Regions from separate parts of the Homo sapiens genome. Here region 1 is linked to region 2. Evidence: chromatin loops called from intact Hi-C (ENCODE). Cell type or tissue: ovary. All regions are shown on one strand.

The links. Peaks named below come from ENCODE experiments on the same cell type or tissue, not always from the same donor. Only the 100,000 strongest peaks of a DNase experiment are listed, where the experiment ranks them.
Region 1: it touches region 2 in a loop (2.1-fold over the local background); 42 of 110 quality-filtered maps call a loop at or near these places.

The regions. Positions count from the first base shown.
Region 1 is chr2:238,791,188-238,799,187 of GRCh38, reverse strand. No RefSeq gene overlaps it. Among named protein-coding and RNA genes, the nearest start is that of TWIST2, 53 kb to the left of the region's middle. In ovary, no CTCF peak of the experiment used is centred here; no DNase peak of the experiment used is centred here.
Region 2 is chr2:238,503,093-238,511,092 of GRCh38, reverse strand. LINC01107 (long intergenic non-protein coding RNA 1107) reads left to right here. Exons shown (of 3, transcript NR_037809.1): 3 at 1-403. Among named protein-coding and RNA genes, the nearest start is that of LINC01107, 48 kb to the left of the region's middle. RefSeq lists enhancers at 728-1,413, 1,414-2,101. In ovary, no CTCF peak of the experiment used is centred here; a DNase peak (open chromatin) is centred at 3,052.

The DNA of each region.
Region 1 (8,000 bases), 290 kb before region 2:
GCAGTTTTAAGTGTTTGGAGAAGACTGGACAAATCTCATGACTGTTGGATCCTTTGTAATGACTATAAATCTACTTAATTTTTGTGGATTCAAAAGTGCTGTAACATCCATTTGGGCTAGGCCTCCTCCATCTCTTCCTTATCTTCACTTCCCATTCTTTCCTTTCTTATCTTTCTTTTCCTTTCCTTATTTGTTGAAGCCATTTTCACATGACTTCCAAATGCACTTATTTTTGTGAAGTTAGAGAAATCCTATACGAATTTTAATTTGAATTAAGTAATTTATATGTTTGTAATATTTAGTCTTCTTATCTAGAAACATGCTGTAGGAAATTGTGTTTCCTGTCCACTCCTCTTTATCTTCTCTTATCCTTCCTTATTTTGTGAAGTTAAAATCCTGTAGGAATTTTAATTTGAATTAAGGAATTTGTATGTTTGTAATATTTAGTCTTATCTAAAAACATGGTGTAATAAATTTTGTTTCCTGTTCACTCTTCTGTTGTCTCCTCTTTTCCTTCCTTGCATCCCTCCCTTCCTCCTATTGTGCTTCCAAATGTTCACTAGAATGTGAACTACTTGGGTAATGTTGAAGAATCCTATTGACTTGGATACTCAGGTACAAACATCCCTCAGTATCCAATGGAGACTTATTCCAGGACCCCCAAACAGACCAAAATTTAAGGATGCTCAAGTCCCTGATATAAAACGGCATAGTATTTACACATAACCTACACACATCCTCCTGTTTGCTTTAAATCACCTCTAGATTATTTATAATTCCTAATACAGTGTAAATGCCCTATAAATAGTTGTTATATTGTATTGATTTTATTTATATTATTTTTAATTTTCATATTACTATATTTAATTGTTTTTCCCAGTATTTTTTATCCTCAGTTGATTGAATCTGCAGATTGGAAACCCTGGAATACAGAGGGCTTAATGATATTTTCACATCACTCAGGAAAGTTTTCTTCTATTATAACTTTGATTTGCTTTTTTTTTCTTTTTCTAGAAATTATTATTTTTCATAAGTTGGATCTTTATTCTGTCTTCTCTGTCTATCATTATCTCTCCCATCATTTTCTTATTTTTTATTCTTTATATCTGCATTTCGAGATGATGTTTTAAAAGCTTGATTATTTTCACCATGAATTCAACTTTCAGCATTGTGAACTCAGCCTTTACAGTTCCTAGGGCAGACTACAGAACGTGTGGCTTCACTGTGGTCTCTTCTTACTGCAGCCAACAGCTGCCATGCCAAGGTCCTTCCCAGCCCTCCCTTCTCTAGGCTCCATATTCCCCTGGTGGGTGCAGACCCAGAGTTAGGAGTAAACAGATGGGTAGCGGGCGAGATGGAAGGACTCCATCCTCTTCCTGCATCACACCTGCTCTCTTCCGAGGGAAGCACGCTCTGACCACCATTTGTGTTTCTCAGGCCACCTTCTTTGGTGCCATGGTTGCTTCAGGTTCTTCCTCGCTGCAGTGTCCCCTCTTCATTACACCCCTGGCCTCCTTCACTGTCCAGAAGGACTGTGAGAACAACCCTAGCTCCAGAGAGAACAAGCCGACAATGAAGCGACCTCACACCTGGCATCTGCTGGAAAATGGGGCAACACGGTCCTTGCCCTTCTTGTCCAGGCATCTTTTAACCTCAGAATGGCCCAGGTGGGCTCCGTGAGCTCCCTCTGGACCGCTTCCCTCTGCGGCTGCTCATCTGACCCTGCCCACCCCGTCCTCCTCCTGTGGACCCCAGCCTTCGTTCTTGCTCTATCCGGGATGGGGGATGGAAAAGCCCATCTGAACACACTTCGAAATGAGGGATAATCTTAGCTTTCTGAACTTTATCAAGTTATGGGGGGAAATCAGATCTCCAGAAGGAGGGAGAGTGCTTCTTAGAAAGGAAGAGAGCTGGAAAGACAAAAAGACAGAGTGTCCTCCCCCAACCTGGCCAAATTTAGAATTGGATATCGGTTCTTTACCAAACAGCCCGTTGAATCAGCTAATTAAATGACAAACATTAGCCAATGGACTGTTGGTGTCATGTAGTTCAAACACCTGTTTAATCTATTGAATTCTTCATCTTGCAACCTATTGTTTTTCCATTTTTTATTAAGGCGTGATTTCCATTCAGTAAAATTTATCCTTTTCAGTCTTGATAAATGTATACTGTCGTGTAACCACCACACAATCAAGACATAACATGATTCTGTCACCTTCCTCACCTAAATTTCTAATGTATCTAAACCTTACAATCAAGTAAAGACACAGAGAGTCGTTCACTGAAAATGAGATCTGGCCTTAAAAGTAGTTCTTGTGGACAGAGATTCTCCCAGTTACCTTCCCGTCTCATTTACACTGAATTTGCTCAAAATGTGAGAATGTCAGGAAGAAGGTGCATGTGCGTGCGCCTGTGTGCTTAATACCGGCAACACTAATTCAACAAAATTGACTTCAAAAGCCACCCAAGTGTTCTGTCGCCTGCCAGCGTGCATTGCACAGCCCCGCGTCCTTGTGGTGCCCACCCAGGTTGAGCCGAATGAAGCCCTTTTCCGGAGCAGCAGTGCGCAGTGGGAGTTATTGTCAGAGGGAAGGGCACAGAAGGGAAAGGTTACAGGAGGATGGGAGGGAACCAGGACTTAGTGAGAAGCTGATGTGGAGCAGGGAGTGGGCAGGGCAGGGGTGGTCCAGGGACAGAGAGGCAGGCACGGACATGAAGGGGACCTGCAGGCTCTGTGATGTCAGTGGGCACAGTGACCAGCTGTCCTCCTGCCACACAGGCAGTGCTGGGCAGGGGGTGTCCTACTGCGGCATCCCGGCCAGGATGGCAGGGCCCCAACAAAGGTCATTGCCACCTTGCTTTTTTCTCTCGTCAACATACATGTATGATCACTCACGTGTTTCCTCTCTGCAAACATCCTCCCCATAAAGCAGGGGTACTAACACCTCCAGAACAAAACTGCAGCACCAGAGACCTCTCAGGTTAAGTTTTAAACTGAGCCAGAACCCTATGATAATTTTGCGATTCTCATAAAAGAGTAGTGTTTTTAAGCTCAAAGAGCCCGGAGGCTGAGGAGCTTGATGACAGTTCTCAGAATGGAGGTGAGCAGGAAGACGCTGCCTCCCAGCTCCCCGGCAGGTGCTCGCCTGCATTAGACTTGCAGACTTAGCTCATTTGACCCTGGAGAGCCCAGCCTGGCATCTGCCGTCTACACATGGGATCTCCCACAGACTCACCTCTTTCCAGGAAAGGTGATGCTGACCAAGAAACACTGATATTTCAAAGCCTACAAACTGAGCCTTGGACAAAATCAGCCTCCAGCTGCCTCTTGACTTTATTACCAAACGAACCGTGCAACAAATATCATGAAAATGCCTTTGAACTAAAAGGAAAAAAATGTTTATGCAATTCAGGGTGTTTCATTAAGGCACGGTTTGCATTCAGTAACATTCATCCTTTTTACTTTTGACAAATGTCCACAGTTGTGTGACCACCACCACGGTCAAGATGTAAATTCTGGCAAATTCTGGCACGTGGCATGGCATAATTGAAAGCCAAGGCCAGCTCTCCCTGTGGGGCTGGTTAGGGTGGCAGCACGTGGCATAGCATCATTGAAGGCCACGGCCAGCTCTCCCTGTGGGGCTGGTTAGGGTGGCAGCACGTGGCATAGCGTCATTGAAGGCCACGGCCAGCTCTCTCTGTGGGGCTGGTTAGGGTGGCAGCACGTGGCATAGCGTCATTGAAGGCCACGGCCAGCTCTCCCTGTGGGGTTGGTTAGGGTGGCAGCATGTGGCATAGCATCATTGAAGGCCACGGCCAGCTCTCCCTGTGGGGCTGGTTAGGGTGGCAGCACGTGGCATAGCGTCATTGAAGGCCACGGCCGGCTGTCCCTGTGGGGTTGGTTAGGGTGGCAGCACATGGCATAGCGTCATTGAAGGCCACGGCCGGCTCTCCCTGTGGGGCTGGTTAGGGTGGCAGCACGTGGCATAGCGTCATTGAAGGCCATGGCCGGCTCTCCCTGTGGGGCTGGTTAGGGTGGCAGCACGTGGCATAGCGTCATTGAAGGCCACGGCCAGCTCTCCCTGTGGGGCTGGTTAGGGTGGCAGCACGTGGCATAGCGTCATTGAAGGCCACGGCCAGCTCTCCCTGTGGGGTTGGTTAGGGTGGCAGCATGTGGCATAGCATCATTGAAGGCCACGGCCAGCTCTCCCTGTGGGGCTGGTTAGGGTGGCAGCACGTGGCATAGCGTCATTGAAGGCCACAGCCGGCTCTCCCTGTGGGGCTGGTTAGGGTGGCAGCTCTGATGGCATAGCGTCATTGAAGGCCACGGCCGGCTGTCCCTGTGGGGTTGGTTAGGGTGGCAGCACGTGGCATAGCGTCATTGAAGGCCACAGCCGGCTCTCCCTGTGGGGCTGGTTAGGGTGGCAGCTCTGATGGCATAGCGTCATTGAAGGCCACGGCCGGCTGTCCCTGTGGGGTTGGTTAGGGTGGCAGCACATGGCATAGCGTCATTGAAGGCCATGGCCGGCTCTCCCTGTGGGGCTGGTTAGGGTGGCAGCACGTGGCATAGCGTCATTGAAGGCCATGGCCGGCTCTCCCTGTGGGGCTGGTTAGGGTGGCAGCACGTGGCATAGTGTCATTGAAGGCCACGGCCAGCTCTCCCTGTGGGGCTGGTTAGGGTGGCAGCACGTGGCAGATGGCCTCAGGTCGCATCCTGTCAGTGGCTTTGGATAGTTACTGGATCTTTCTAAGGTTTCCATTTTCTCAGCCACAAATGGAGATGACAACATTGTCCACCTAAAGATAGATGTGAGAGGAGTTGACAGGAGGATGGGCAATGCCCAGGCACAAGGAACCATCGGCTCCTCCCAGCCATTTGCTTGCATGGAGAGGCTTTCATCTGTTAGCATATCCAGGAGCCCCCCTCCTCCCGGGGATTCTGCCATATCCTTCCACCAGAACCCAGATGAGACCCCCTGCGTGGAATGAGAAATAACAACACCACTGGTAACAGCAGAGCCCACTCTTTCATGGAATTCTGGGCTCCCTGCAGGTGCTAAGGATTTCACATAAATTAATTTGTTTAATCCACACCATGTATGCAGTAAGCATTACTCAATCTCCATGCTACATGTGAGAAAACTGTTGTATAGGGAAGGCCGTTTGCCCAGGAATTCACAGTGGCTAAGAGTGGAGCCTGAACGAGGGTCTGCGTTCTCACCCGTGACATGGTCCCCGTTTCAGGAGGGAGGGCGTGGAGGGGAGGCAGAAAGACAGGCTGGAAACCATGGCTGGAAACTCTAATTTATCTAGGAGGAATGATGTTTCTCATATAGGAAGTGAGAAGAACCCTTATAAAATGATGTTTATGAAACAACAAAAAATTAAAAATAGAAAAAGGAGTTGAATAGATATTCCTCCCAGAAGAAATAAAAATTCCAATAAGATGACGAAAAGATGCTCAACATCACTAATCATTAGGGAAATGTAAATCAAAACCACAAGGAGATACCACTTCACATTCATCAGGATGACTATTTTATATATATATATATATATAACAAAAACAAAAAAAACATGTAAATCACAAGTGTTGGCAAGGATGTGGAGAAATTGGAAGCCTTGTGCATTTCTGATGGGAACGTGAAATGGTGCAGCTGCTGTGGAGAACAGTATGGCGGTACCTCAAAAAATTAAACATACAATTACCAGATGATCCAGCAATTCCCCTGCTGGGCGTATACCCAAAATAATGCAAAGCAGAGGCTGAAATGGATACTTGCACACCGTATGTGGAACAACATTATTCACAATAGCCAAAAGGGGGAGGCAACCCGAGTGTCCACAAACAGATGAATGGCTAAACCAAATGTGGTCCATCCACAGAGTGGAGCATTACTCACCCTTAAAAAGGAAGGAAATCCTAGTACCTGCTGCAATGTGGATGAATTCTGAAGGCATTTATGCTATGTGAAATAAGCCATACACAAAAGAACAAATACTGGCTGGGCGCGGTGGCTCACACCTGTAATCCCAGCACTTTGGGAGGCCGAGGTGGGTGAATCACAAGGTCAGGAGTTTGAGGCCAGCCTGGCTAACACGGTGAGACCCCGTCCCTACTAAAAATACAAAAATTAGCTGGACGCGGTGGTGCGCCTGTAATCCCAGCTACTTGGAAGGCTGGGGCAAGAGAGTCACTTGAACCTGGGAGGTGGAAGTTGTAATGAGCCGAGATCGTGCCACTGCACTCCAGCCCTGGGCAAAACAGCGGGACTCCATCTCAAAAAAAGAAAAAAAAAAAAAAAGAACAAATACTATATGATTCCACTCATATGAGGTCAAGTTCTTAGAGAGGGAGGGTAGAATGGTGGGTGCCACAATGGTGGGTGCTGGGGGCTGGGAGAGGGGAACTGGGCGTTTGTGTTTAGTGATACAGAGTTCAGTTTTACAAAATGAAAGGAGCTATGGAGAGGGATCCTGGTGATGGTTACATGACAATGTGAATGTTCTTAATGCCATTAAATGGTATACTTAGAACGGTTAAAAATGGTATATTTTATGTTATGTCTATTTTATCACAATTTCAAAAATGTATGTCTAATCCCAGCACTTTGGGAGGACAAGGTGGGTGGATCGCTTGAGGTCAAGAGTTCGAGACCAGTCTGGCCAACATGGTGAAACCCTGTTTCTACTAAAAATACAAAAATTAAGCAGGCATGGTGATGCACACCTATAGTCCCAGCTACTTGGGAGGCTGAGACAGGAGAATCGCTTGAACCTGGGAAGCAGAGGTTGCAGTGAGCTGAGGTGGCACCACTGCACTCCAGCCTGGGTGACTAGCAAAACTCCATCTCAAAAAAATAATAATAATAATTATGTCATGGGTCTCCTCGCAAGTGAGAGAGGGAGAGGGAGGAAGGGGAGAGGTTATCAAGGGCTCTCTCTGGCTTTTACTGGCCATTATCTCCTTTACGCATTTCTACATTTTTTAGTGCCTTTATGACAATCATATGCTGCTTTTACAATTAGAAAAGGAAAGAGGGTCACTTATTGAAGCCCCCTTACCTCCCACCTCTTCCCCTCCCTTCCACTGACCCTCCCTTTGTCTTCTTGAGTGCTTGTCCCTAAAGGTGGAAAAGATATTATTAGACCCATTTTGCAAAGGAGAAAATAGAGACTCTGAGAGGAAAAATGAATTACCCAAGGCCACAGCCCAGTACCTGGTGATGCCTGGAACCAGGCCAGATCCTGCTGGGGTCACCAGGACCCCACCCCGCCCCCTACCCCGCCCCCCCCCACCACCACCACCCTGCCTTCCTGCAAAGGCGAAATCACTGAACACCAAAATCCCCTGCTCATCATCCCTGCTGGGGCTATTTCTGTTTTAAATAGCTGGAGGCTTTGCCTAGCAGAGATTCTGTGAAATACAGCAGGGTGGTCATGTCTGGGGTGTGTCCCTGTACAAACCAGGCTCACCACTGCACCAGAAATCAGGTCTGCTCTGACCTGACCACACACACCCAGAACAGCAACGTTCTGACTTACATGATCCAGATAATCCCCGGCCTGCCCTCCCGCCCCGTGAGCATGGACACTACCGGAAGGGCGGCTGCGGGAGCTGGCCCGTCTGTGCTCATGGCTCTCTGCTATGTTGCCATTTCCAGGGAAGCATTTGCCGCATTTTGTGTTGATTGATGTCCCCCACCCTGCCCCCCTACCCCGGCATCACCTCAGACCCCTGCAGAGGCCAGGGCTGAAGCCCAGCTCCTTCAGGGACACAGGCGCTCCGATGCCTTTGACCAGCTGGGCACGGGCTGGCCCCACGTTTTCAGCACTCTCCTTTTTTTCTTAAATAAAAGAGCTGGCAGGGGAGGCAGTTTCTAGAGTGTTTGAATTGGCCCCATTTATAAATCTGTCCTTTTTTTTTCTCTTACGGATACTATAACCACAAACTGCATTCGCTTACAGTCACTTTTACACTTGGTTCTCTTCGGCTTATT
Region 2 (8,000 bases):
TCCCCGGTGCTGTCACGTCTGAATGTGGCCCTGCAGACTTGCCCCCACTGGGCTGGAGCACATCCCCTGGAATCTGATCCCAGGAGCTCCGGGAGCAGCTCGCACACAGCTCCATGGATGCCCCTCACAGTGGGAGAGACAGGAAAGGCCAGCTCCGAGTCTCACACCTCACTCTTCAAGCTGGGAAAATGATGCTGTTACCTTGGGAGGTGAGACCCTCCAGATGGGAACCTCGACGCTGGGAGCTGGTGTGTTCCCGGAATTCGGGGGAATATTTCATTCCCTGCGTATGGTGTCTGGACTTTCAGATCCCTCCTCCCAGGCACCCAGGCATCATTTCACAACCCCATGCTCAGCAAGCCCCAGAGAAAACTCCTCAATAAACTACGAGTGTTAATACCCGATGCAATAAGATGTGATTAAATTTTACACAAGGGAGGGGTGCAGGTACTTCAGAATCATAAAAACAGCTTTTCCACAAAACTGTCAGCATTAGACACAAATATGAGAGCAAAGGGGCGCTCGGGCTTACTCACATTGCTCAGTTTGTTTACACTAAGTCCGCACAACATGAAAACACCTGCTCCACTTTCACAATCAGTCTTCTCCATTGTGCACAGGAAAGTTATAGTTTGGAGAAGGTTTTTGTATTTCAATAATGCCACCCATTTTGTGGTGTTTAAAGAGTGAGAAGATACAAGGCTTATTTAAAAACTAAAAGTATCTAGACTCCTCCCAAAAGAAATCTAGATGAAAAACCCGAAGGAGGGCAGCCAAGTGGTAAGGCCTTCCGAAATCTGCGATGCTGACCCCCACCCCAGCAGGCCGTGGCACAGAAGGGCCTGGGGTGGCCGGGAGGTGGAGGGTGGGCACAGCCCCTGCCTCTCCCCATTCCCTGAGGCACCCACCTCCAGGGACCCCTTTCTAGTAGGTTAAATGGGTGCTCATGCTCCACCACCTGCCCCAGCAAGCAAGCTGCAAAGCGGGCACCAGGCAGGCCCACCCAGCTGTGTTATCAGAAACTGAGGAGGACCAACTGCCCCAACCAGAGAGAACTAACAGAGACCCCCAGAAGGGCAGCAGGTCAGAAGTCAAGTGCAGGGGCCCTGCACCCACTCCCTCGCTGTGGGACCTTGGGGTGTGACTGAAGCCACGGACTCACTGAAGCCACTTTTCTCACCTAAAAACTGGGGACCTGGGTCGTACCTCCAGGATGGCTGAGGGAAGTGCCTCGACACGGCAGCAGTTACTGCTGTTCGGAGATGCAGCTGACGAAACACACCCTGGGAAGAGCAGGCCAGCTTAGGAATGAAACCAGGGTGGGCTCCTATAGATGGTGGAAGGAACAAAAGCATTTAATCACCCGCTCCAGAAGCCCAGTGCAGGGAGCAGCAGGGGACTTTTAATGGCATTAATCCAGAAAGACAAAGAGAGCCAGGAGAGGCTGCAGCAGCCAGGGTTGTGCAAGGGGAACTCCCAGCAGATCCAAGAAAGCTGACTCCTCAGCCAGGAGCCCATGCAGCCCAGAAGCAGCCTGGCTACCTGGGGGAGGCTTGGGAGGTGCAGGCGAGGGTGGCTCCACTGCCTCTGGAGGTCAGGAAGGGGGCCACATGCAGAGGGGTGGTCGGAGGCCTGTGTAAGATGCTTCAGGCTCTCTCTGTCCCCTGTGTCCGATCAGAAGACCAACTGTTTCATTCCCTGGAGAGGGTGACACTGAGGGTGAGCGGACAGGGCGAGCAGAGTAAACAGATCTTACACACACTGTGCACAGACCCGCACCTCCATTCCAGCGGGCTCCCCAGGGCTGAGTCAGACTCGCCCCTCCAATAAGGAAAGACCTAAAGATGTGGCTGCATCCGCAGCCCTCCAGCCCCAGGCACTGCTCCAACACCCTACCCTGAAGCTACTGAAGGGCAACCCTACCTAGGGTGGCCAGGTCAAACACAGGACCCAGAGAAATGTGGATTTTAGATCAACAACAAATCATTTTTTAGTATAAGTATGCCCTATGTAATATTTAGAACATACTTACACTAAAAAAATTCCAAATATAACTGGGCTTTCTGTAATTTTTGTTGCTGTTAAATCTGGCAACTTTACTCCCACCCACACACACACACACACACACACACACACAGCTTATACATGTTTTTTTCACATCTCTCTCTTAGGTGACAGCAGACAGCCAAGGAGCACCCCAGTTTTGAGGAAAGCTCTGACAGAGAACAAAAGTGGGGCCAGCAGCAAGTTACAGGAAAGACAAAGCTGGAAGAAAAGCCGAGGCATTTCTTTCCGGCATCAAAGGGCTCCGTGATGCCCTGTGGGCGGCGTGCAAGGAGACCCACTCAGAGACTCGTCCTGTGGCAATTCAGGACCCTGGTGCAAACACAAGCTCCTACAAGTTTCCAGACAAAAACAAGGAGGTTTCACAATGGATTGAGAACTAGGAAGATGCTGGGACTTCTCAGCCACAACCTCAGAAGCCAGAAACCAGCCAGGCACGGTGGCTCATGCCTGTAATCCTAGCACTTTCGGAGGCTGAGGCGAGTGGATTGGATGAGCTCAGGAGTTTCAGACCAGCCTGGGCAACATGGTGAAACCCTATCTCTACTAAAAAAAAAAATACAAAAAAATTAGCCGGGTGTGGTGGTGTGCCCCTGTAATCCCAGCTACTTGGGAGGCTGAGACATGAGAATTGCTTGATCCTGGGAGGTGGAGGTTGCAGTGAGCCAGGATCACACCACTGCACTCCAACCTGGACGACAGAGTGAGATTCTGTCTCAAAAAAAAAAAAAAAGCCACAAACCGAGGAGCAGTGCCCGCAAAATTCCGAGGGAAATGATTTCCACTCTGGAATTCTAAGCCCAAACTGTAGAAAAGAAAGATATTTTCAGAACTGCAAGATCTTCCCAGGTCACCACCTTTGCATCCTTTCTCAAGAGGTTCCTGGAGGATAGGAGCCACCAGAGAGCCAGCAGGTCAGCCAGCAGAGAGGGAAGCTGGGAGGCAGAATGGAGACCACTCAGCCCCAGCCAGGAGCAGAGGGGGTGCAGGGGCAGGGACATCCCCAGCCAAGACCACCGCCCAACAGCCACCTTCCCTGGAGCAGGGTCCATGGTGTCAGGAGTACGCTCTTCACGAAGAGGAAACAGAGACATGGTTTGTAAGGACATTTCTACAATTACGGGAGAGGCTGGGGTTGTCGTGGTGATAAACACATAAAAACAATGCAAATGAAAACATCATTAACTCCGGAGAAAACCAAAAGTTGTTCAGGTAAGAGGTCATATTATTCTAATGGCTTGGCTGTGAATAGTAAACGCTAACTATTCATCTTGGTGAAATGGTGAGATGCTGCTGGAAAAATGGAGGGATGGGATGTGTGTGTGTGTCTGCGTGTGTGCGTGTGTGTGTATGTGTTAGAAAGAGACACACAGAGTGGCCGGGCATGGTGACTCATGCCAGTAATCCTGGCACTTTGGGAGGCTGAGGCAGGCAGATCACCTGAGGTCAGGAGTTCAAGAACAGCCTGGCCAACATGGTGAAACCCCGTCTCTACTAAAAATACAAAAATTAGCCAGGTGTGGTGGCACGCGTCTGTAATCCCAGCTGCTTGGGAGGCTGAGTGAGGCAGGAGAATTGCTTGAAGCCAGGAGGTGGAGGTTGCAGAGAGCCCAGATTGCGCCACTGCACTCCAGCCTGGGCAACAAGAGCAAAACTCCATCTCAGAAAGAAAAAAAGAAAGAGACACACAAAGAGACAGAGACAGAGAGAGAGAGAGCAGAGGACAGAATATGGGTCAAGGGTGAAGAGAGAAGGGGAGCCTGCCCTGAGGGAAGCCAGTAGACGATGCCCGAGGTGAAAAATCAGAAGTGTCAACATGAACATGTTATCCTAAGATATCCAGGTAAATACGAAAATAATTGGCTGAAAGACTCAAAGCGTTTGCCCCAGAGAAGGAACTGCAGGACAGCCCCGTGGAAGGGCTGCTGCTTTGCCTTTAAATTCTCTGCATGTGTAACTGATACAAAGAACAAGAAAATTTTTAAAGAAATAAAGTTTTCAAAAATGTAGGTAGGTGTGGAGTGAGAGCCGGGATAAAGATTGCGCCTTTTCAGCAATGGCTATGATTTAATATATGCCCTGGCAGGAAAGTGCAAACGTCTGGGGGTGGGTGTTGGCAATTGCACTGGGGAGGGCATTGGCCCTGGACCTTCATCTCACACACGCACGGCCCTAGCACCCGAAATCACACAGGTTCGCCGTGAAAATCGTTTGCAAGTACAGGCAGCCTCAGGCCAAAACCTCAGCGGCCTCCCTAAGTTCCTCCTATGTGGAATGCTGAGGCCACCTGTTCCAGTTTCTTCTCACTGCTGTAACAAATTACCACAGTTTAAAGCAATAGGAATTTATTTTCTTACAATCTGAAGCTCAGAAATAAAAAATCAGTCTCGCTGGGCTACAGTCAAGTTGCCAGCAGGGCTGGATCCTCGTGAAGGCTCCGAAGGAGAATGCATTTCCCTGCTTTCCCAGCCGGGAGGGCCCCTGCAGGAGAATCTCCCCATCCCGAAATCCTTGACTCCATCACATCTGCAAAGACCCTTGCTGTGATCTGACTGTCTGCGTCCTCCCAGAATTCGTGTGTTGAAACATAAACTCCCAGTGTGATGCTGTTAGGAGGCAGGACTCTGGGAGGTGACAAAGTCACAAGCATGCAGACCCGTGGATGGGATTAGAGCCTCATGAAGGGGGCCCCAGAGCACTGCACTGGCCCTTCCGCTGTGTGAGGACACAGTGAGAAGGTGTGTAACTAGCCTGAGAACCAGAATTGGGGTCCTCTCCAGACACCGCCTCTGCCAGTTCCTTGATCTTAGACTTGCCAGCCTCCAGAACTGTGAGAAATACATTTCTGTTGTTTCTAAGCCACTCAACCTGCAGCGTTTTGTTAGAACAGCCAGAACGGACTAAGATAGGGGTCCCCGACCCCCCAGCCATGGACGGGTACCCGACTGTGGCCTGTTAGGAACCAGGCCACACAGCAAGAAGTGAGCAGCAGGTGAGCGAGCATTACCGCCTGAGCTGCCTGACCCCTGCCTCCTGTGAGATCATTAGATTCTGAACTGCACATGCTCGGGATCTAGGTTGCCTTATTCTCCTTATGAGAATCTAATGCCTGATGATCTGAAGTGGAACAGTTTCATCCCAAAACATCCCCACTCCCCTCGGGTCTGTGGAAAATTGTCTTTCACGAAACTGGTCCCCGGTTGGACACCACTGGACTAAGACATCCTTTTGCCATCTAAAGTTACGGTCACAGGGACCGGGGATTAGGGTGAGAATATCTTTGAAGGCAGCCACACAGCCCACCACAGCCCTGCAGTCGGTGACGTGGCAACAGAAGCCAGAGGTTAGAGTGACTCAAGGAGGGGGAGGGCCACGGATGAAGGAAGGCGTCTGCAGAAGCCAGAAAAGACAAAGAAATGTATTTTCCCCTTAGAGCCCCCGGAAGGATCCACTGTGGACTCCTGACCCCAGAAGCGTAAGAGAGAAAATGAGTGTTGTTTTAAGCCACTGGCTGTGTGGTCATTTGTGGCCACAACCCTGGGAAGCAATGTGGCCTTCGGGTAGCGCCTTCCTGCAGCTGCCTTGGGGCCCTAAGGGGCCTGAGAACCGAGAAGGAACCAGGAAACAGGCTGGGCTGTGCCTGTGGGTAGTTCTGGCTCCTGAGTGCAGGGGTGGCTCTGGGTGCCAAGCAGGGTCACATGTCCCAGTCCCTGAGTCCACCAAGAGTGTCCAGGCATCTGGAACACCTGGCAGTGAAAGGAGGCCGGCTCCTTGGAAGCCACAGTGACCAGTGTGCACAGGCATTGCACAGAGGGCAGATGTGAGGGGTGCTCAGTGTGGCCTCGGTCAACACACTACCTGGCCTCCAGCTCTCCAAAGCCATTTTAGGCTGAAGGTGGTCAGTGAATCACATCTGAGGGCGCAGGGGCCTTGGCCCTCCTGGCTAACAGAGTTCCTTAGGAGCGCAGAACCCCAAACGGAACCGCCTTGGAAAGTCCACCCAGTCACTGCGGGGTCTGGGTGGGGGTGGAGGTGCAAGGTCCCCAGATATTCTCGGAGATTTTCACACCATCTCAGCACCACATTCAGAACTCAGCCTGCGCCGGTTGCAGCAGGAAGAAAGAATTATGACTTGTGACTTTGGAAAGCGAGAAGCTGCCCAGATTCCCCCTCCCTGAGACATTTGGGGTGGGAAGTTCAGGGAGAATTTTCAACTGCAAGACCAAGGTGATTTAGAAGGTAAAACATTTGCGTTTGTGTCAAATTTCCACACCTTCCCCCTCCGGATCCCACCGCCCCTGCTTCCCACACAGCATGGCTCCCCCCGCGGCCCGCATGATGACAGCCGGCTTTGGGGGCTCACGTCTGCAGGTTAGAGCCCCCCCACCCCGGCAGCCCTCCAGCCCCCTCGGGGCTCCACCCAAGCCCTTCCTCAGGCTGGATCAGATCCCCAGGCCACCCCGGGGTGGAAACTCGCCCTCCCGCTGTGGCCCAAGCACTCATACTGCCTCCATTGTCCGGGCAGCCCAGCTGGCCCGAGGCCAGCCTCACCCCAGCTATTACAGATTTTTCAAATCCTTCCATTTATGTATTTGGTTTGGTAGCTTTAGGTTGATGATGTACTTAATTTCACCACTATATTGAGTTTGAATGAGCTGAAAGCAAAACACGCAAATAGAGAACAATGCCTGGCCAGCCCCCACGAGCCCGGAGAACAGGTGTTTCCCATCGGCAGTCTGCTGCGCGCCCTTGGCCATTTTCCTCCTGGAGCTATAGGTGCGCCCCAGGCGTTTTCTTTTAGGCAGCTTTGGGATCAGTGCAGGTCCCAGGGCCCAGCTGGACTCCCTTTGGGACTGCTCTTTCTTGGGACTTTTCAATACAGCAGCGTTAGCAGGAGGGTTCATCTGTCACATAAATATCTGATCCTCAGGGGTGGCAGCCCCCAAGCTTTTCCCACTCCCAGCAGATGCAGAATAGCATGAAGATCTGTGGACAAACTGGGCAATCTGCTCCTCAATCCACCCCTCCCTCACTTTAGAATTTGAACTCTCTCTACTGTTTTGCAAAAGTGGTTTTTGTAAAGGTAGTAAAAGGACAGAATCGCAAAATAAAATGGTCCAGTAGGTAAACCCAGGTATTTTAGAGAAGTTGCTTCTCTCTAGGCTTCCTTTGATGGGGGGCCTTGCTTCAGGCCAGTGACAGAAGCTTGCCTCAGTGGCGGGGGGGGGGCCTCAGCAGTCACCTCTCCAGGTTCGAGACCTGAGCGCACTCCAGCCATCCCAGTGGCCTGAGTTCCAGGGCGTTGTGTCCACACCTCAGCCACAGGGCCAGCTGCCTGGGCGGGCGACCACACAGGCCCGCAGTTCCCATGCTCGGAAGGGGCCCCGCACGTGGTGGCCACAGCTCTGTGGTCACTGTCTTGAGATTCTTCATAATTTTCTTTGAATGTGTTTCGTAAATGAAGTCTGATGGGACAGTGGAGCTCACGGCTCCCAGCAGCCCCACCTCCACGGGATGTGTGCTCTGCCCTCACTCAGCCCCTGGGCGGGAGGGTCAGGGTCAGGCGCACACAGCCCACCTCCCACCCTGAGTGCCAAGTCACAAGGTAGGCCGGGCTCCTGTGTGGGCCATGCATTTGCCTAGCTCTGCCGTGGGGGTGGGGAGAGGGTCTGCCATCCAGCCCAGAGGCCTCTGCACTTGGAAACAGCCATAGAAATCCAAGCAAGCCCTGGCCTCGGGACACATGTCTACAAAGCCCAGCTTGGCCTCTGCCACCTCAGCCCAGAGTCCCCTACGCTTGGAAACAGCCCTCCCATCCAAGCAGGCCCAGAGAAGGGCCACTGAGAAGACCTACAAGACACCCCACCCAGATCATCCACATCCGTCTCCACCCTGAGCTGCACGGCACTGCATCGCACCCCTTCGTGGCACTCACT